Linked DNA regions of Homo sapiens: region 2 is linked to region 1. A link is a loop called in an ENCODE intact Hi-C map of the cell type or tissue named here. Cell type or tissue: PC-3. All regions are shown on one strand. Links, peaks and the distances in the headings refer to the core of each region. The heading gives the core; the rest is flanking DNA.

Evidence for each region. Peaks named below come from ENCODE experiments on the same cell type or tissue, not always from the same donor. Only the 100,000 strongest peaks of a DNase experiment are listed, where the experiment ranks them.
Region 2: it touches region 1 in a loop (14-fold over the local background); 11 of 110 quality-filtered maps call a loop at or near these places.

What each region holds. Positions count from the first base shown.
Region 1 is chrX:136,391,988-136,403,179 of GRCh38, forward strand. It overlaps ADGRG4 (adhesion G protein-coupled receptor G4), which reads left to right. Exons shown (of 26, transcript NM_153834.4): 17 at 245-367; 18 at 1,548-1,593; 19 at 3,403-3,506; 20 at 5,894-6,015; 21 at 7,861-8,129. Among named protein-coding and RNA genes, the nearest start is that of BRS3, 90 kb to the right of the region's middle. In PC-3, for the core only: a CTCF peak has its summit at 5,191 (motif pointing right); DNase peaks (open chromatin) are centred at 3,494 and 5,254; H3K4me3 peaks cover 304 bases; H3K27ac peaks cover 2,081 bases.
Region 2 is chrX:136,572,214-136,583,405 of GRCh38, forward strand. It overlaps the pseudogene RNU6-320P. Among named protein-coding and RNA genes, the nearest start is that of MIR934, 27 kb to the left of the region's middle. In PC-3, for the core only: a CTCF peak has its summit at 5,542 (motif pointing left); a DNase peak (open chromatin) is centred at 5,558.

The sequences.
Region 1 (11,192 bases), core at 1,884-9,883:
GCGTGCTAAATACACATTTGGTTGGATGGATGGATGGATTAATGAATTGTTCTAGCTTGGTATAATGGAGACCTTATGTGAAGACAGGAGATGAGCTGAATAACCTTTGACCTTAGCTTGCAATTTTATTTTCCACATTTCTGTACCTAACATTGTGTGTAGCACTTCAAAATTCCAGATTGATTATTAATATGTAAGTAATTAGAAATTTAGGTCCTGAACTCCTCTTTTGTTTCATCTGCAGACCAAAAATGTCACTAAAGCATTAACCACCTATGTTGTGAGTGCCAGCATTTCAGATGATATGTTCATTCAAAACTTAGCTGACCCAGTGGTTATCACTCTGCAGCATATTGGAGGAAACCAGGTAATATATCTATTTTCAGCTCAGAATCAAATGGCCTCAGGAACTCTTCACGACTTTTCTGTTAAAAGTAATTTGTTAATTAACAGATGTGATTCTAACACTTAATGAGGAATGTCCTATTCCAGGTAGCAAATGTGTGTTATAATTGGAACCTTCCAGAAATAATGCCTTATCCTAAAGTGATAGGGAATGATGGGCATTCTAGCACTGTGACAGATTGGTGGGGCAGTGACTGGATCTTTTGGATGTCCCATCACACTAAATGACATGTGATTCCATTTATTTTTGAGCGAGACAAGCAACTTCACTCAAAATAATTGAATATTTGTATTACTTGAATTTCCAGAAATAACATTAAAACGTGTATGAATTATCACCAAAGAACTAAAAGCATAGTCATATGGCATAACATAAGCTATATATTACTAAATAATCAACTTTAGCCTAAGTACAAGTATGAATGACTATTCCATTATTTGACGTTAGTGTATGGCCAGTGTGACGTCTCAATAGATTTCTCAGTTCCCAGTCTAAAAGACCATATAGTTCAGCATACTTTTCACTGGTCTTGATTCTAGAAGGGAAGAAGAGAAGGAAGAGAGGGAGAGGAAATTTAAAGAAACAAATACCAAATGAAACGTGTTAGATAGGTAAGATCTCTCAATTTGGTCTGGGCTACAGCACTTCAATTATCCCCGGTAACTAATTGCTCCTTGCCTGCAGTTTCCTGGAGACTACAGGAGCTGGTGAAGTCTTAGGAATGTTCTGTAGGCCTAATGATGGGGCAGATCAAATTTCTGTCCATAAGGCTTGATCTCAGCGGTGAGCCCCGAATTCCAAAGCTCCAGAAGGAACACATCAGCCCTGCATTGACTATCCATAGCCTTGTACCAGAAGGGCATGGCAATTTTTAATACTACCAAATATTTTAAAGGACATATCAGATCACCAGCCGGTGACATGCTGTTTTCTCACTTGTAAATCCAGAGTTAGATGGTGGAGTTAGTCTAAAAGCCAATTCACAAATGGCCCAAATGTGTATGTGTATGTGTGTGTGCATGTCAGTGTGTGCATGTTTACCATGGGAAAAAATATTGGGAAGAAAACACTTATGTGTATATGTTACTATATGGTAAATATCACAAGGCAAGATGTTTACCTCTGATTTCTTTTTTTCCAGAATTATGGTCAAGTTCACTGTGCCTTTTGGGATTTTGAGAATAATAGTAAGTATTTTTGTTAGCAACTTTGACTTTGCCCCAGACCATTTTCCCACTTGGCAGTTAAATGGGAGGGGGTTGTGCTGAAACTACTGTCTTATCAGACCCTACAGAGCATTCTGAATGACCAAGATACAGGATATGATTTTTATATCAAATTAGGGCATGGGAATTAAGACAACTTTCCTTTTTGATAGGTAAGATCTCTCAATTGGTGCTGGGGCTACAGTGCTCCAATCATGCCCAATAACTAATTGCTCCTTACCTGCAGTTTCCTGAAGATTATAGGAGCTTATTACAAGTATCTTAGGCCCCAAAAATAATTATTTGGAAAATCAGAAAAATTACACAACTCGAGGGTAAGCAAAGTTGGAAGAAAGAAATTTGGAAGGCCCAGCGCAGAGTAGCCTTGAACTGTTTGAAGAAAGTTGAGGAAGGAATACCTGGTTCTTTATCTGTGCTCTCCCACAGGGTTTTGCAAGATCTATGATCTCCTTCCCTTTTTTTTTCCTCACCTCTTTTAGACTGACTGTGTGACCTTGGGTAGACAATTTACCCCCTCTGAGCCCCAGTCTTTTTATCTTTTCATTGAGGAGATGAAACTTCTTGGTTGGTCTCTAAGGACCCTACTTGCTTGAATAAGCATGAGTCTTTGGAGACAGACAGTAGAAGACTGGGAATGGTCATTGCTGACTGGGTTGCTCTTAGCATTGCCATCTTCACTGGAAATATCCAGGGTTATCACCAAATCTCAGAGAATTTCCACACAGAATAAATTTCCCTAAGAACGCCAGGAGTGGCTAAGTGAGGAGTCCTTCTGCCTGTGGAAACTCTGCCTGGAACCTTTCCCTTTTTCACTATCCTTGGAATTCTGGGACAAAATGGAAATTCTCTTCCCATTCGGCTCCCTAGAGTATAAGAATACTACTTCTTTCTGACAAACAAAAATAACACTGCCCTTTCCTGATCCCCTCCAAGTCTCTCAGGATAAAACTCTATAAAGCGATGAGCTTTGTCCCCTACAACCTCAATATGTTGATCTCTATGTTCATTAACGCAAATTGCTGGGGTACTCCCAGGTCACCCTTTGCCCCTGCACCTCTGCCCCGTGGATCTAGAACCTCTGGAATCTATGGCATTATCCCAGATGGACAAATGTTGACCAAACTTAGCTGCCTGCCCGGGGATAACCCCTTTGGTCTAGTGCCACTTGGGAAGTTCTAGTCTCAAATCTGATCTAGTACCTGAGATCTACAGGTTGTGGAGGTATGAGTGTTAGTTCTAAACCTGAGTGTGCTCAGAAGAAACTAGCCAGATGTCTAGTAGAGCAGAGGCTCTAATTGGCCCTGCAGAGCTCCAGACCATGATCTGACTTTGATTGAAAGCACTTGAGACCCTTTGAATTGCGGGTTCAGCTGGGTGTTCAGATGTCTATTCCAGTCCCTCTGAGTAAGCTCAAGTACCAGCTTATATTCCATACGTCCATGTCCTTAAAAATATTCTAGATCTGCTTGCTTCCTATTTATTGGCTACTTAAAAAAAAGTTCATGGTTAGAGTCTGTCCTAATTTGTAGAGGTATGGTACAAGAACAGGAAAAGGGAGAGCCGAAGAAGTTGTGCCATTTACGAAGTCCCCAAAAAGTCAATTTAGTCTGTTAGACTTAATTTAATTTCAGTGTTCAATTATACCCCTAATCTTGCTATCTCAGCAAATAATATTAATTATAACACACGTTTGGATAGTGAATATAATGAAAAGTTAAACATTTCTGAGAAAAACAAAATTGCTTTGAAATTTCCTTCTGTCTCCTACAGATGGGCTGGGTGGATGGAATTCGTCAGGCTGTAAAGTAAAGGAAACAAATGTAAATTACACAATCTGTCAGTGTGACCACCTCACCCATTTTGGAGTCTTAATGGTGAGTTGTCTCTTAGTCACTCCTCGATGGAAGTTTGACAATTTTTATTAGACCAGTAATATATGTGTGAACTGTTATTAAAAAATGGTATGCATTTGGAAAAAAATCCCCCTTCCAATTTGTTCATCCAAAGTAGATCAGATTGAGACAAATATTTATTTATTTATTCTCCTTATAAAATTAATGCTTGCTTCTCAAATTTCAAACAGTACAGAAAAGGTCCCTTTAACCTCCCTCCCAAGTGATCACCACCTTTAACAGGCTAACATGTATATTCATTTAGGTTCTTTTCCTGTGTATATAGGAATGTACATTTTTGTTTTATAAACATGGTATCAAATTATTCATACTGTTTTTACCGATTGCTTTTCTCATTTAACAATATATATTGCACAACTTTCAGGCAAATGTGTATGTATCTATTATACTTCAATTTTTAAAATACCTTTATAGTATACCATTGCTTGGGTTTAACACAATAAATTTAACTAATCCCTGACTAGTGGACATTATAGCTGTTGCTGTTTTTCTCATTATAAATATTGCTGTAATACACATTCTTACTCATGTATCTTCAAACATTGGTGTAAGTATTTTTGCAGGATAAGTTGACAGAAGTAGAATTGCTGGATTAAAGGGTCTGGTCATTAAAATATTTAAATTTAAGAAGGATCATAAGTATTTGCTGAGTTTTTCTTCCAAATGACTCTCAAATGTATTCCTTTTTCTCTACCCGCATCAGAATACTTTCCTGGATTTCTTAGGTAACTTTATTACATACTGTTATCTGAATGTGTCATATGTTACTTATTCCTACAAAGAATGGTTAGCTTTTTGAGGGCTGTGGGTCTGTTTTATATTTATTTATTTTACATATATATATATATATATATGTATGTATATATATATATTTTTTTTTTGAGATGGAGTCTTGCTCTGTCACCCAGGCTGGAGTGCAGTGGTTCTATCTTGGCTCACTGCAAGCTCCGCCTCCCTGGCAGAGGTGGGAAGAATCACCTGAGTCCAGGGAGGTTGAGGCTGCAGTAGGCCGTGGTCAGGCCACTGCACTCCAGCCTGGGCAAAAGAGTGAGAACCTGTCCCAAAAAAAAAAAAAAAAAGAGAGAGAGAGAGAGAGACCAGGGTTCTTGTTCCAGCTCTGTCTGTAACTAACTATGTGATCTTGGTAAGGTTGTTTCCCTCTTTTGGATCTTAGATTTTCTTCTGAAATGTGAATGACTGGAATACACCAGGGTTTCTCAATCTTGGCACTATAGATATTCTGGCCAAATAGTTCTGTCTTTTTTTTTTTTTTTCTTAACGGAGTCTTGCTCTGTCACCAGGCTGGAGTGCAGTGGTGCAATCTCGGGTCACTGCAACTTCTACCTCCTGGTTTCAAGTGATACTCCTGCCTCAGCCTCCCCAGTAGCTGGGATTACAGGTGCCCACCACCACACCCAGCTAACTTTTGTATTTTTTAAGTAGGGACGGGGTTTCACCATTTTGGCCAGGATGGTCTCAATCTCCTGACCTCGTGATCTGTCCACCTCAGCCTCCCAAGGTGCTGAGATTACAGGCATGAGCCACCCCGCCCGGCCCCAAATAATTCTTTGTCGTGGGGGATTGTTCTGTGCATTGTGAGAAGTTTAGCAGCATCCTTGGTCTTTCCCCACTAGATGCCAGTAGCACTCTCCCCAGTTGTGACAACCAAAAATGTCTCCAGATACTGCCAAATGTCCCTGGGAGAGGGGTAACATCACTCCTGGTTGAGAACTACCAAAGTAAACACTGCTTCTTAACCTTTGATGAGTCATGAATCTCTAATCATCTGATGAAAGCTATGGACTTTGTTCTTAGACCAGTGCACACATATATTCAAATAATTTTACATGTCATTTCAGATCTTTAATAGTAATTAATAAATCACTGAACTTTGTGATCTCTAAGGTCCATTTTGTTTGTTAATTTTGTGAAGGCTATTTAAGGACTAAGGAAAAGGACTTTTTTTTTTTTTTTTTTTTTTTTGCTGTTCTGTGTAGTGTTTTGAGATGCTCAGTTCAGATAATTATTCACTTTGCATCCCAAATTCACATCTCTCAGCTTGGTTATATTTTAAATGTAGAACATGTTAATGATGATGAAGCCAAGGACCAAATGTTCTTCCAATGCTATTGATGGCTCCCCATGCCCTGTACACAGTCAGTTGGACTAGGCATACTCAGCAAACAATATTTGGTCTTACCATACATCCATTCACATAATCTGGTTTTAGAAGAGCTATGGCAGAAATGTTATACATCCTGGGAACTTCCTGTTAGTGAACACTGGAAGCATTTTGCCATAAACTTGCTCTGGTGTATGTGTAAAACACAACACATTGTGTTCCTTAGGATTTATCCAGGTCTACAGTGGATTCAGTGAATGAACAGATATTAGCGCTTATAACATACACCGGATGTGGAATCTCCTCCATTTTTCTGGGAGTTGCAGTGGTGACATACATAGCTTTTCAGTAAGTTGATACAGCCTTGCTCTGAGCACATTTAATTTGGTTTGATGGATGCTATTACCATTGTAACTTTGTTAATTTCATGAACACATCACAATAGGAAGAAGTCAGATCCATTAGCTTATGAAGTGGACAGGTTAAAAACAAAACATCAAGGCTTCTCTAAAAATATTTTAATTGGATTTTTGTAAAACAAGGGAGTTGGGATAGGAAAAGATTTCTCTATAGGATATAAGAGCACCAACCCTAAAAGAAAATTTGATAAAGTGGACTTTATTAAGAACTTCTTTAATCAAAAGACACAATTCAGATAGTGAAAGGCAAACCTTACATAGAGAGAAGATATTCACAATGCATATATCAGATAAAAGACTTGTATGCAGAATGTATAAATAACTCCACAAATCAAAAAGCAAAAGACAATAAAGTTTATAAATGGACAAAAGACTTGAACAGGCACCTCACAAAAGAGAATATCCATGCCTAAGCCTAACCCTTACCAAATGGCCAATAAGCATATGACAAAGTTCTTTACATCATTACTCATCAGAGAAATCCTAATTACAACCACAGTTATGTACTTCTCTGCACCCACCAGAATGGCTAAAATTAAAAATAATGACAATAGCAAGTGTCAACAAGCATGTGGAACAACTGGAACTCATACATTTGCTAGTGGGAATGTAAAATGGTTCAGACACTTTGGAAAATTATTCGGCAATACCTGTTAAATATAAATATACATCTCGCTGTTGGCCCAGGAATTTCACTCTTAGATATATACTCAAGACAAATGAGCACATATGTCCACTGAAAGATATGTACAATAATATTTATAGCAGCTTCAGTCACAGTAGCTTCAAATTAGAAACAACCCCAATTTACATTAACAGTTGATTAGATGAATAAATTGTGATATATTTGTAAAATGGAATGCTACACAGCAGTAAAAAATGAATTACTTCTATGCAATGCAACATAATATTTAAATCTCATAGACATAGAATTGAGCAAAGGAAGCCAGAAAAATAAGACAACGTACTGTGTGGTTCCATTTACAAAAAGTTCCAAACACAGGTGAAATCTATGGGGATAGAAGTGAGAGTATTGGTTACCTCTGGTGGGTGATATTGAATGGGAGAAGCATGAAGGAGCCTTCTGGGATGTTGAAACTATTCTACCTCTTGATCTGTGTCGAAGTTCCACAGGTATATACATATGTAAAGATCCATCAAGTTATATTGTTAACACTTGTGCACTTTAATATTTATCTCAGAAAAAAATTCACACAAAATGAAAACAGCAAAATTTAAATCAATAAATATTTAATAACAGCGTAAAATAATCAAAGGGGGTAATACTTTTTTTATTTTGAAAAATACTGGGTGAGTTTCTGCAAAGTAAAGTTGCAATCACTTAATAAAACTTAAGACCATATTTCCATGAGGCCATATATCGGGATCTTTAGAACTATCCAAGTAGCTCTACTTGGAATGGTTTCCACAGTCATCCTGCTATTTGGTAATATGTAGCTCCAGCCTGCTGAAGCAGTGGTGATAGACTCATAGTACCCAGGAAACTCCTTCCTTCTTTCTAAAAGATAAAAAGAAAAATAATAGCCTCTCTCAACTGCGTAGTTGAGAGAGACTATTATTATTTCTGTTAGTTAAGGTCACTATATTTATTATGCTTCGACTTTACCTGGAAAGAGAATGAGGGACTTCAAAGTATAAGCAAAGATGAGTAATTCTTTTATTCTTTCACTTATTATGTAGATAAGATGTGGCGATGTTTAATTAAAAAAAAAAAAACAGACTTTACCTAACAACATTGTACTTTCTCTTTTAGCAAACTTCGAAAAGATTATCCTGCCAAAATTCTGATCAACCTGTGCACAGCACTACTGATGCTAAACCTGGTATTTTTGATCAATTCTTGGTTGTCATCATTTCAGAAAGTGGGAGTTTGTATCACAGCTGCAGTGGCACTTCATTACTTCCTGCTTGTTTCTTTTACTTGGATGGGCCTGGAGGCAGTCCACATGTATTTGGCTCTAGTCAAAGTCTTCAACATATACATTCCAAATTATATCCTTAAATTTTGTCTAGTTGGTTGGGGTAAGTATATCTGCCATTGTTTTTGATATTTATGTCTTAAGTCTGTCTTTCTAATTCTAGCTCTGTTAGATTCTGTTAATATCATAGGTAAAAAATTAAGGATCGCCTTGCTGGTGTTTGGGCATGCATCTTTTTTTTCTGCCTGTATTGCTCTATAAATTCAATTTTTAACCTTTATGGTGAGGAGCTGGTGCACAAATATTTATTGAGCACTTATTGTGTATTGTGCTAAGTGCTGGCTCTATAGTAGTGAACAGATTTTATCCCTTCCTTTACAGAAGTTACAGTCACAACAAATACTGATAAAACAGCTAACACTTAGGTAGCACTTACATGTGCCAGATGCTATTCTAAGTGCTTTATATATGCATTTAATCCTCATAATATCTCCACGGGATAGATTCCATCATTATTCCCATTTAATAGATGAGGAGACTGAGGCACACAGAAAGATGAGGTAATTTGCCAAAACTCACACAGCTAGTAGGCAAGAGAGCTGGGATTTGAGCCAGGAAGTTTGTCTCCATAGTTTGGACTTCTAACCTCTATGGTCTTGCCATATTGTTTAAAGAACAGGAAAAGACTTGAAATGGGTGAAAGAGTGCTGGGTCAGCCAGAACCTGATTCTCATCACACCTCATGACTGTGATGATCACTGCTGGCCTTGGAAGAAGCCAGGAATGGTTCTCAGCATAGATCTTTCTGAATACAAATGTCATTTCATTGGCTTGCTTTCCTGTATTTCTAACTGACATGGTCAGCTCGGCTCCTTTCCTCTCTCTCCCTTGTGTATTCAAGGCAGATTTTGGGTTCAGAAAATGTGTTAGATGTGTAGGAGATGTATATTAAGTAGCATACCTTGGGTACATAGGAACACAGATTTTATCTTCCACTGCCTTTGTGAAGACAATACTCTCCTGATTAGCTACTCATCCCTTTAATGAGTTCATTAACATAGTACATGCTTTCACTGGATACACAGTCAGTGCTATTATCTATGTTAATATGGGGAGCAGAGACAGGCAAATACTGAACAGATCATAATCTAAAAGCTTGTTTTAGTACACTTCGGAATCCATCGGAAGCACAGAGACAAAAGCAGTCGATACACTCCCCTTAGTGCCTTGTGTCCCTCATCTTGATTCAATCAGAGGATTGAAAAATGTGGAAGAGGCTTCATGAATAATCCAAAAAGCAGATAACCCACACATGGCCAATTGTGAAAGGGCTGTAAATATCACTTCATCCTGGCTTTCCTTCTCCCTCATCATCACTCATTCCCAGCTTCTTTTTTAAACCCTTCCTCCAGGACTCACTTCTTATCTCTTTGATCTTCTAATTTCATACACATTTCTTGGGTTACAAGGAGAGGCAGGAAAGGCTAAAGCTTGGTACTTGGAAGCAGGAAAACTTTAGTTACACACAGAAGCTGAGAAGTCTGACTGGCTCAATCAGTAAAGAAAGATACAATAAGCCACTCTTATGTTCAGTTTATTACTTACATAAACTGTGAAAGGAAGAGTACCTAAAAGTGCCATCTTTCACATTCTTGTCCCCCACACTAAAAAGAACGACCCCAAAACAAAGGGAATGGATGACCGCCACGTGAGTTGTAGGATTCCCAGTGGCTGAGGAGCTAGTTTTGAATGGAAGTGATACTGTTTCCTATTCTGCAGCCCTATTCTAAGGGGGCAGGGTACAAAGGCCCACACCTCTGCAGAACCCTGGGAGATGATGAGAAGCTGTCTCCTGACAGCCTCCTGGAGGAGATAGGGAGGTGAGTAGGAGATGGCCCCGGAGCACCTCCTCACAGGCCTCCCACCTTCTCAAATTTGTGGAGGCCTGCACACCGCCCAAATTCAGATAAGCCTTTACCTGTGTGGTCTATGTGGATACATGCACGGTCACCAGGGAGCCACAGCTGAGCTGTCCCACTACAGGGAGTTTTGGAGCATTTCAATATTAGACAAAAGCAATCAACTGTAAGGAAAATAGGTATTAATATCTGTTTATGTTTGATGCTCTGCCTTATGAATGCCAAAGCAACCTGTTGGAAAGGTTTATTACTTTTAATGACAAAAACCACAATTACTTTTGCACCAACTTAATGAACCCCTGTCCAAGACAGTAGATTTGTTTATATTTTTAAAATAACAACAGAAGGGATCTTTTTTTTTTATTTTCAATATGTAAACACAGCTTGAAGACTGCCGCACAACTTCCATCCTAAATATGAGGCCTTCCCCTGTCTCTCCCTTCCAGCCTTCTATTTTAAAAAACATCTGCAGCATTCTAGGTGCTGTGCTTGGGGTGGGCTATACAGATTTGAAGTGACCATCCTGTTTATCACAGAATGGGACAGTGGAGGATTTTTCAAGATACTTGGCATTCTGGGCTTTGGAACAGCTTTGGAAAGCATTTAACAAAACCCCTAAAATGTATGTAGGTGCATGCGCTTAGTCTAGGAGAAATACAATTGAGAGATAAAGAAATCATTTTTTTTTTTGCAAATGTACAAGAAATTGGATTTTTAAACCCTGTGTCTACACTCTCCTCACGTTTGACCATTTTGACTGAACTGATTGCTTTATTATAGTCTGACTGAATTGAGTGGTTGTTAACCGGTCGATCTAGTCAAAATGTCAAACTAGTAACGAGTGTGGAAACAGTTTCCCTGTCAAAAAAGCACTGAAGGCTGCAGCTGATTGCCTGTGCCCTTCTCCTAAGGTGACCTAGACAAAAAGCTATTGGGAACAAAGGGGCGATGTGAAAGGGAGTAAAAATTAGGGGCTCATGATCTAAGAAGAAATGCTTGATGCGAACTTGCATTCCACTCAACTAGATACTTCTTTTGCCAAGTTGATTTTCTGGCACTTGAGCTATTTTTAATAACTAGTGGGCGTTGTATTGGAGCCATTGGCATGCTGTCTAGTTTAGCAGATTGGAGAACTCCTTGAAATGCTTAACTTGGAAGAATTCACAAACATTTTGCAAACAATAGTATTTTGATGCCCGCACATCTGTGGCTTATTTAAACAGTGTCTTAATGTATCATCACCCACA
Region 2 (11,192 bases), core at 1,852-9,851, 180 kb after region 1:
TTTGCCATACCACTAGATGGTACAAAAACCTAGTTTTCTGGTAATGATTCACTCATGTTGTGAAGGCAATGGTAGAGTATTTAATGTGAAATACTCTGAATATGTTCTTTGTGATGTTGAAAAGTAAAACATGTTGGAGTAACACCTGGAAAAAGTAGCATTACGCTCTCATTTTCTGTTAGTTTGCTTCCAGCTTGCTAATGACAGAAAAGGCACATTTGGGAAGATAGTTTATACATGTCTTTTAAATCTCCCAACCCTTTGACTGGGATTTTGTATCTCAGATCTAGTTTTGATGGTGATATGTCTACTCTGTCTGGCTTAATCTCAGTAACTTCTAGAATTGTTAAAATTATGGTAGAAACATCTCCAATTTTAGGTCACAAGTGCTTGATACTTTGAGAATATATTGGCTTTTCTGAAAAGAGAAATGCTTTGAAGTTCCAAAAGAGGATGTAGCAGTATTTTGTTTAGATAAAGATCAAAAACAGGTTAAACAAATCCGTGTGTTAAACATCAAGGTTCTAAATGAAATAAAACTAGAATTTTAAAGTAAAAACTAAAAAGACCCTTCAATCTGGAAGTTTTAAAAACTCTTGAGTGAAAGGGGGGAAAATCAGAAATTATAGATTTTCTGAAAAATAATGGTAATGAAAACACTACACATCAGAATTTATGGGATTTAAAGCAGTGGCCAGAGGAAAATTCATAGCCCTGGACATCTACAACAATTAAAGGAATAAAAACAAATGAATTAAATTCTCAACTCAAAAAAAAAAAACTGGAAAAAGAACAAGGCAAACCAAAAGAGAGTACAGCAAAGGACATAACCAAGATAAAAATAAAAGTGGAGGTTTCCTTTGGAGGGAGTGGGCAGTGGCTTGAAAGGAGGCCTTGGGGAGGAGTGCCTCGGCGGTGCTGGTAATGCTCTATATCCTGAGCTGGCTGTTGATTACACAATTGTTTTCACTTTCTCACAATCCACTGAGCTGGAATTCACTCTCTCTAGAGAAAGAAAGTTTAAAAGGGCACAAATATTAAGTGGCCATCTCAGTGAATATATATATGTATAATATATAATATTATGTGTATAGTATATAATATTATATATTATATAATATATTATATACATATACATATTATATGTATATATATACACATATATACATGTAAATATATACATATATACATGTATATATATACATATTATATATAAATATATAATATGTATAATATATAATATATAATATATTTTTTAAAATTTTTTTAACAGAGAAGACCGTTTCTAAAAAAATTAAAAAATTATACATTATATATTATATATTATAAATATTAATAATATATATTATATATTATAATATATTATATAATAAATATATATTACATTATATATTTTATATAATTTTATATTATATATTTATATATTATATATTATTTATATTATATTATATGTTTTATATATATTATATATATTCTCTCTATATATATTCTCTATATATAGAGAGGGAGGGAGGGAGGGAGATATTTACATTTTTATGGGTACATAGTAAGCATATGTATTTATGGGGTATGTAAGATGGGGTACATAAGATATTTTGATATAGGCATGCAATGTGAAATAAGCACATCATGGAGAATGGCATGGTACTGGCATAAAAACAGACACATAGACCAATGGAACAGAATAGAGAACCCAGAAACAAATCCACACACCTACAGGGAACTCATTTTCAACAAAGGTGCCAAGAACATACGCTGTGACCTTTTAAACTTCATTGAAGAATTTCCCCAAAAAGAGAAACTGTAATTTTATTATTCTGTTTCCCCCAGTACATTGTTCTCCCTCTGATGCTTAGCACAGTATCTTTCACAGAGCAGGCACTCAATAAATGTGGAATTGCCTTTAATGGCTTTATATGTTTCACCATTGAACCTGCCATTATTGGAATGTGAGGCCATAGATAATGAGAGTAATAGTAATGGTTTAAACACATACAGCACTTTATAATTCAAAGCTCTGAATCCCTGACTTTCATGTAAGTGGAACAGGTTGCCTGGATCCATTAATTATGTGGACCAGATGTACATGTGGAGGTCTCCTGACCTGGAAATGGTGGCTATTCCAGTGATAACGACAAAGTAGGGTAACAACATACTATACTCATCTAGGTTGACCATCCATCCTGGTTTGCATGGGACTACCCCGCTTTTAGCATTAAAAGTCCCATGTCCCAGGAAATTCCTCGTTCCCAGGCAAACCAGGACAGCTGGTCACATTATATCACTTTATGTGCATGATCTCATTAGCCTTCACAATAACCTTATCAGGGAGGGACTATTATTATTTTTATTTTACTGATGAGAAACTGGAGGCTCAGAGGGGTGAAGTCACCTGTGTAAGGTCATGCAGCTAGAAAGTAGTGGAGTCTCGACTTTAGCCCTCTTTGGACTGAATCCAAAGTCAACATTCTTTCCACTCTTCTGCAGCTGCAGAGAGCCAAAAGAGATAGACGACGGCAGTCAGTGGGGACTGAATTACTGAAGTTATCCTATTGGAAAGGACATTCTTCAACTTGTCCAGAGAATGACAGAGAGATTCAAGACCAGCTGGGAGAAGTGCAAATTGGGATAGCTCCCTTGGCCCAGAGCCAAAAGCTATGGTTTAGTGCAGTCATTCTGGACAAGGGGTTGATTAAAACCTTCAAATATGAACAAATGTTGCAGAGTTCTCCCTAGGTAGAGAAGCAAATCCCAATGACCTATTAAATTCATTAGCAAAGAGCTAAATTCCCTGAGGACTTGGAGCAGCTCCTCTGAGTACAGTTTCTAGATAACTTACCAAGCAGGGTGGCCAACTCCACCCAGAGTGGAAATTCAGAATCACAGTTACGGTTTGAGATAATTGATGTCAGTTTTTTCCAAATGACCCACAAAGACTGTTTTCTGATCTTTCAAGTTCATTAAGTCCAGGTTCCTATTATAGACCCAAAGATTCAGGAGGAAATGCAGGGTTGGAAGCTCCAGGATGGAACTTTCAGGAAGCACCTGGACAGAAATAGCGAAAGATGAACATGATAACAAGTAAACAAAGGGCACAGAAGCAGCAATGCCTTCCCAAACCAGCGAAAGAGCATAGAAAATTATATTCAAGAGCTGCCCTGGTGGGATATTCTGAGGTGTGCAATAAGCACATCATTTGAACCTCATTAGTTTCCCAGAAGCACAGCTGGGAATATCTCAACTCTCCATTAATGCAATTTAGCGTGTCCTACCTAAGTGCTCTGCCCCCTGGCAGGTAGAGCAAATCTCAGTATTAACATGCGTGTTCATATCACTGACATTAAGTTTCATTTCACCCTCAAAAGCCAAAGGACGATCAGTCTTCGATATTCTGTTAGCTAATCCCATAACATATAATCATGCAGAAGGTTTCAGAAATTCAGGTGTGCTTTCCTGCTTATAAGCCAACACACTTTGTGACACAAATAATAACAAATAATCAACAGATATTTTAACCAGGCAGAAGTCCATCCAATGGATTATTCAGCCTTGGTTATTATTCTCTGTTACCTGAAGCTGATGGAGTTGGTAATTCTGAATAAACTGAAGAGCACCATTGTCACCCACTTCCTAAAGGAAAGTACCAGCTTTCAGAAGGACAATGCCCATGTCTGAGCCATCTCTGTATTTTATCATGCCTAGCACAGCAACCTAGTTCAGTAAATTTTTTCCCCAAAAAATAAATGAATGAAAATAGCATTGTGTCACTGACCAATTGATATTACTCTTGGCCAACAAATAAAACAAATGAACTTTACAGATTGTTTTTGGACCTTCTCAAGACTGGAATAGCTAACCTCCTCTGATATCCCATGACGCCATGGGCTTCCCCTATCTCCTTGACACCAAGTCACAGCACAGGTCACTTTGTGTTTATCCCAGGTGACTATTTCTTTGTCTGTCTTCCCCACTAGACTATGAGCTAGGTCTGCCGTGATCATCACTGCATCCCCAATGCTATGTTTGTGAATGACTGGTTGCATGAAATATTAATTCTACTCTATGTTCCAGAAGCACTAGTTTGAGGCTAAGGAATAATCAATTTACCACTCTTTCCCCAGGTGCCCTTGCTCATCCAACTGTGTGACCTTGGGTAAACAGCTCAGCTTCCTGGGAGCCAGTGTCAGTTAGAGTAGTGGGCTCGGGGATGGACCTGCAAGGGGGTGCAGGGCATTCCCTGATACTAGGGCTCTGAGGAGGGACCTAAGGCTGGAGGCAAGAGTAGATTGCTCCTCCTGAACAAAGTTGAAAGGGGGAGGCTTGGTTTTCTGGTGATAAGGTATAGAGCCTTTGGCTTCAGATAGATGAAGGCTTAAGGTATATCTCCAGCACTTATGACTAACTTTGGACAATTAACCCCATCCCTCTGAGCTTTATTTCTTTATCACGGCTCATTTTGGCATCTTACCCTAACCATTGTGTATCCTCAAGGTGAATTCATAATTTTGTGTGCATGCGTATTTGGAATTTTAAAATAATATTTGAACAATAAAGGCTACCATTTACTGAGCACTCAACATGTGGTGGGCTCTGGGCTAAGTGCCTTAGATACATCATCTCATTATATCAGCAAAATAACCCTTGGAGGCAAGAATTAGTGTGCTATTTGACAGATAAAGAAATTAATTCTTGGAGTGGTTTAGTAAGTGGTCCAGCCCATGCAGCTGGGTAAGTTGAAGAACAGGGATGCAAGCCTGGTTTTGTCTGACTCCAAAATCTCATCCTCTTAACTGGTACACTAACTGCTGTAATTAAAAGATATTAAAACGGAAACATGTAAAAGCCAAAGTACAAAGTAAATAAATAGAAGAGCTTTTGCTTTCTGTTGAAGGGCCATTAGTTCCAGGCCCATTCTGATGTCAAATGGAAAAAATAATAAGGTTGGTCCATCAGTTAGCAGAAACAAACAGACCACTTTTCCAGTATGCTGGTCCTTTCTCCCCATTACTAGCTAAAATGATTACCATCCACTCAACCACTTTAATGACTCCTGACTCAGAGCTTTCATTTGGCTCTCTTTTTACCCATAAGATATCAAAATATTATGTAGCTAAAAAGTTCTCTCTGAAAGAACTTTGCAAACTTTTTTTTTAAAGCAGAAGTCATCAGTTATCAGTCTTCTAAAGCCAGGAATTCTTTCAAAATTCTATAAGATCTTTTGTCAAATGAATTTAGCTCTGAATGAAGGAAATACTAAGCGCCCTTCACACTGTCCTTCCCCGGAGAGTTTCAGACCTCATGGACGCTGTGTAACATTGGGAATGACTTTGGTGACTAAAACTGGTCCTGTTGCCCTAGTTTCAGGACAAAATTTGCAAACTGCTTAGGTGTCAGGGGAAGCACATTTTAGTCAAACCAAGCACAATTTCCATCCTGTTAGAGACAAGCCAATTACTGTGCCAGGTTAGAGAAGAAAGGAGACAGGCCACAGGCACAGAGGCTTGCATCGTCTATGCACAGGTCTATGCTTTGGGGGCTCTGCTGCTCTCTGCTGGCCACAGGCTGTTGCTGTAGTCGCCGAGGAAGTGATTCATTCAAAGTGCTGCTTCTGGGGTTTCTCCTACTATTGTCACTACCACTAAATAGTACCTTTTATTGAGTGCCCTTTCGGTGCCAGGTTCTGAGCTAGGTGCCACGTTCTGAGCTAGGTGCCACGGAGTCAGAGATGACAAGTTTTGGTCCTCATCCTTGGCAAGCTCAGTCTAGTGGGGAAGATAGATTCTCAAACAGAGAATTATAATAAAGTGCAGCAAATGCCGAAAGAGAGTGTGAGAAAAATCCTTGCTTTCCCTCAATCAGCAGTACTGAGTTCCTACTCTGTGTCAACTGTCTAGTGAGGTTCTGGGAAAATAAGCACAGAACTTTATAGGTGTAGCTGTCCACTCAGTACATGTCTCATCTCATTTCATCATCACAACAAATCCGTGAGGTTTACAGGGCAGATAGTAATAGCCCTATTATATAGATTAGGAAGCTGAGACTCAGAGAGGTTGCATGAGTTGCCAAATGTAACACAGCTAGGTGCTAGGTTATAGAGGCTTGGACTCGATGGACTTCAAATTCACTCTCTTTACTGCTGCACCACACTGCTTGGTGCTGCTTACTGAGAGGTTGGTAGGGTAATGGTTAAGACTAAGTGCTCCTAGAGTCAGGCTGCCTGGGTCCACTCTGACTGTACCACTCTCTTGCATCAGGCAAATTACTTAGCTTCTCTGTGCCTCATTTTCTCCATCTTTTAAATGAGAAGAATAACAGTACTTAACTTACGAGATTATTTTGAGGACCAAATAAGTAAATGCTTATGTCAGTCATATAATAAACAATAAATGTCAGCTCTTTTATTATTATTATTATAAAGATGGGGGTCTCACTATGCTGCCCAGGCTGGCCTTGAACTACTGGGCTCAAACTACCCTCCCACCTCAGCCTCCCAAAATGCTGGGATTACAGGCATTAGCCACTGCACCCAGCGGTCAGCTGTTAATATTACTGTCAACACGTGAGGCAGAACAACTTGGGGCAAGTAGGAAGAAGAGATGTAGATCAAGGAAGGTGCTAAGTGCTGCTAAAGTAACATCTGATTAGTTATTCTTGCTTGATTAACAGGAAAAACCCTTCCAGCTCTCTATACAGAGTCCACTCTGATAGCTCATTTTTCCAGTCCTCCAGGGACAGCCCCTCTTCTCCTTGTCTCCAAGAGTACCCGCACAAGTAATGGGGCTACAGAAAGTGGAAGAACTAATTCTGCCCTGGATAGGTGACCTCTGCCTTTGTAGGGTTGGGGGCAGAATAAAACTGTCAGAAGGACCAGGATTTGTAAAAGCGTCTATTGTAGAGGATTTATAATTGAATGAGTCATCTTATCCATATCTTTAAAACAGGGCCAGTATGGGTTAGTACTAGAAATATGAGCAGAGACTTAATTATATAGTGATATTTAAATTGGATCTTCCTTCTATGTCAATACTCTGGGATGCCATGGCAATCCCCTTCTCCCACTTGGCTGCTTTTCCTCAATTCGCTCTGACAGCTCCTCTTTTGGCTCCTCCATGAGCTCTTCTACCACCCCTTAAATGCTAGTGTTCCCCAGGGATCTTTGCTTGGCCTCCAGTCCTCACACACTACACTCTTTTTCTATGTAATTGCATCATTTCCCACAACATAAATGACCATCTATTTCCAAGTTGATAACTCCAAAATCTCTGTCTCCTGCCAAGACATCTGCCCAAGCTCCAACCTCATAATCTACCTGTCTGCTAGATATCAGCACCTAGAGGCCCCACAGGCAACAGTCCCTGCCAAATGTGTTTCTTCACTTGTGTTCTCTACATTATTTTCTGACATCAGCATTAACCTAGCCAGTCAACGTAGGCACTTGGAAGTCATTCTTTTTTATTGAGATATCACATACCATAATATTTGCCTTTTTAAACTGTACAATTCAGTGCTTTTTAGTAAATTTACAAAGTTTCTCAACCAGTCCCACAATCTTGTTTTAGGACATTTCATCACACCCGAAAAAGTTCTGCTTGTCCATTAACAGTCACTCCCCATCGTCCCCTCTCCCAGTCTCTGGAAACAATGAATCTGTGTTCTGTCTCCTTGGATTTGCCTATTCTGTATATTTCACATAAATGCAATTGTACAATTTATGGTATTTTGTGATGGCTTCTTTCACTTAGCATAATGTTTTCATGGTTCATCTATGTTGTAGCATGTATCAGTCCTTCATTCCTTTATGTGGCTGAAAAATATTCCATTGCATAGATTTATCACATTTTCTTTATTTATCAGGCAACTGACATTTGAGCTGTTTCCACTTTTGGGCTACTATGAATAATGCTGCTATGAACATCCACATACAAGTTTTTGTGTGGACATATGTTTTACTTAGTTTTAGAGTTGCTGAGTATATACCCAAGATTAGAATTGCTGGGTCATTTGGTAACTGTACGTTTAAGCTTTTGAGGAACTGCCAAACTATTTTTCAAAGTGAGCACACCATTTTACAACCCTACCAGCAATGTATGATGGTTCAAATTTCTGTAGGAGTCATTCTTGATTCCTCCCTCTCTCTCAGTCCACACAGATAGTCAATCACCCAAGTCTTGCCAATTTAACAACCTAAACCTCTCTCAGTACTGCAACTGCTGCTCTTGGTCAGTTCTACATCATCTTTCACCTGGACTATTGTAATAGCCTTCAAGCTGGTTCTTGCCTCTGGCTACTCATCCACCTGTACCAGCATGAGCTTTCTAAAAACAAGCCCCAAAGAATGTCAATTCCCTGTTTGAAACCCTTTAATGCAGTGACTCTCAACCCTGCCTGCACAGTAGAATCACCTGGACAGATTTCAGATATCCTGATGCCAGGGCTGCACCCCAAGCTGATTAAATCAGAATATCCAGGTTTGGCATCCAGACATCAGTATTGCTAAAGCTCCCGAAGAGATTTCAATATGTAGCCAAAAACAGAAACATTGCTTTAGTGACTCCCTACTGCCCATAAGATGAAGTTCAAGCTCCCTAGCGTGACCCACGGGTCCTTCATCATCTGACTCCTGCCCACCTATTTATCTGCATCTTGTACCCCTCCCTGCATCACACGTAATACCCCAGCTGTACTGATCTGCATGTGGCCTCCAGCAGAAACATATCTTTCTTCCCTGTCTTCTCTGCCTGGAATGTCCTTCTCAGCTCTCTTTGCCTCGGGAGCTCCCTCCTACTCATTCCTTAGGATTCAACATCTCTAGAAACTCTTCCTTTATCATGTCCTTTTTGTCCTGTGTACTCCTTCAGCGCTATTGGAATTGTTTGTCTTCCCCAGAAGACTGGGAACCACCCCATCCCCCACCCACAGTTTAGCACCTGAAATTTATCATGCCCTCTAAGTAAGAGCTTTTGGGTAAGTGAATGAATTAATTAATGTCCTTGAAAGAGTTGCAACACAGCATTTTGTTGTGTACCATCTTAACAATCAGACCCTGAAGGCATCTGGGCCAGAGTAGACAAGGACCTCAACCATGAAGAAATGGCCCGGTGTACCCAACCCCACCATACCAGCACACAGCTTCTCTAGCCAGGGGAATCTCAGGTGCCACAGAAATTGGACCTCAACCAGAGAAGTTGGCTCTTGACTAGAAAACACTGAAGATGAAATAAATTCGGACCTAACATGAAGTGGATAGCTTAGCAGACCCTTCCTGTAAAATTCGAAAACTCCTGCCCAAGAGAAGAGGGACCACTGCCTGCGCTTGAATAAAGGACTCAAGTATAGGCAAATCGAAGCACCTTCCTTCCCTGAGCCCATTCCAATGCTCATCTGATCTCTGGAGCTTTCATGTTGTACACCTCTCCACCCTATCTTAACCTTGAATCCCAGGTACACTCTGCCTGCTCTGACAACTCTCTACCTACCTACCTGCCTACCTGACTCTCATACCTTAGCTCCACTTTGATCACCTGGTAGCAATGGATTGTCCAACTACACCAAGTGTCAAGCCTACAGGCTCTCAGGAACCCATCTCTGAGAAAGGCATCAGCTTCCCAGCCAACTGCCTGCCCAATGTCCGGCCCCAGACTTGGCCCCTTGATGAGGTATTCTCCTTACATATATCTCAATACTAAAATGACTTACCAACACTGCTATAGACTAAATGTTTGTGTCCCTCCAAATTCACATGTTAAAACGTAATCTCCAATGTGATGGTATTTAGGATGTGGGGCATTTGGGAGGTGAATAGGTCATGAAGGTGAAGGCCTCATAAATGGAATTAGTGCTCTTATAAAAGAGGCCCCAGAGAGCTCATTTGACTCTTCTGTCATGTGAGAACACAGAGAACACCACCATGTATGAACTGGAAAGTGGGCCCTCACTAGACACTGAATCTGTTGGCATATTGATCTTGAGCTTCCTAGGCTTCAAAACTGGAAGAAATAAATTTCTGTTGTTTATAAGCCACCCAGTCTATAGAATTCTGTTATAGCAGTCCAAATGGACTAAGATGAACACTAACACTAATTGCCCATATTGCATGCCAGCTGTAAGAGAAAGCACCATTTGAGGAAACACAAAACTAAACACACATTAGAGTCCTTTTTACAACTCTGCTTTGTTGCTGTTTAATTCATGGTTCTCAACCTTGACTGCACATTGAAATACTGTGTGTTTCGAATGTTTCGAAAATACTGACAGCTATAAGTAGGTAAATCAATCAATCGAATTACCTAATTTTGAAAGTAAATAAATAAAAATACCAATTTGGGGTCTCACACCCAAATATTCTGATTTAATTAGTTCAGACGGCAGCCCAGACAGCAAAAGTTTTATAAGCTCTCCAGGTGATTCTAATATGCAGGCAGGATTGAGACCCACTTGCCCAAAAGCTACAGTCATGTGCCCCATAACGATGTTTTGCTCAATCACAGGACCACATGTACAGTGGTGGTCCTATAAGATTACAATGGAATTAAAAATTTCCTATTGCCTAGTGGCATTGTAGTCATAGTAACGTTGCAGCCCTAACACCATAATGCAATGCAATGCATTACTCATGTTTGTGACACTAGTGTTAACAAGCTATTGCTCTGCCAGTCATATAAAAGACTAGCAATACAACTATGTATAGAACATATACTTGATAATGACAATAAACAACTATGTTACTGGTTTAGATATTTACTATACCATACCTTTTATCATTATTTTCAAGCGGACTCCTTCTACTTATTAAAAAAAACAGTTAAGTGTAAAACAAGCTCAGGCAGGTCCTTCAGGAAGTATTCCAGAAGAAAAAATTGTTAGCGTAGGAGATGACAGCTTCGTGAATGTTACTGTCCCTAAAGACCTTCCAGAGGGGAACAAGATGTGGAGATGGAAGACCATGATACTGATGATCCTGACCCTGTGTAGGCCTAGGCTAATGTGTGTGTTTGGTCTTAGAGTCTAACAAAAAAGTCTCAAAACTGCGCTTGCTTTGGCAGCCCATGTACTAAAACTGGAGTGATACAGAGAATAGTAACATGGCTCCTGTGCAAGAATGACACACAAATTGTGATGCGTTCCATTAAAAAAAACTAAAAATAAGTAAAAATAATAAAAAGTAAAAGTTTTAAAGTAGATAAGCTTAGAGA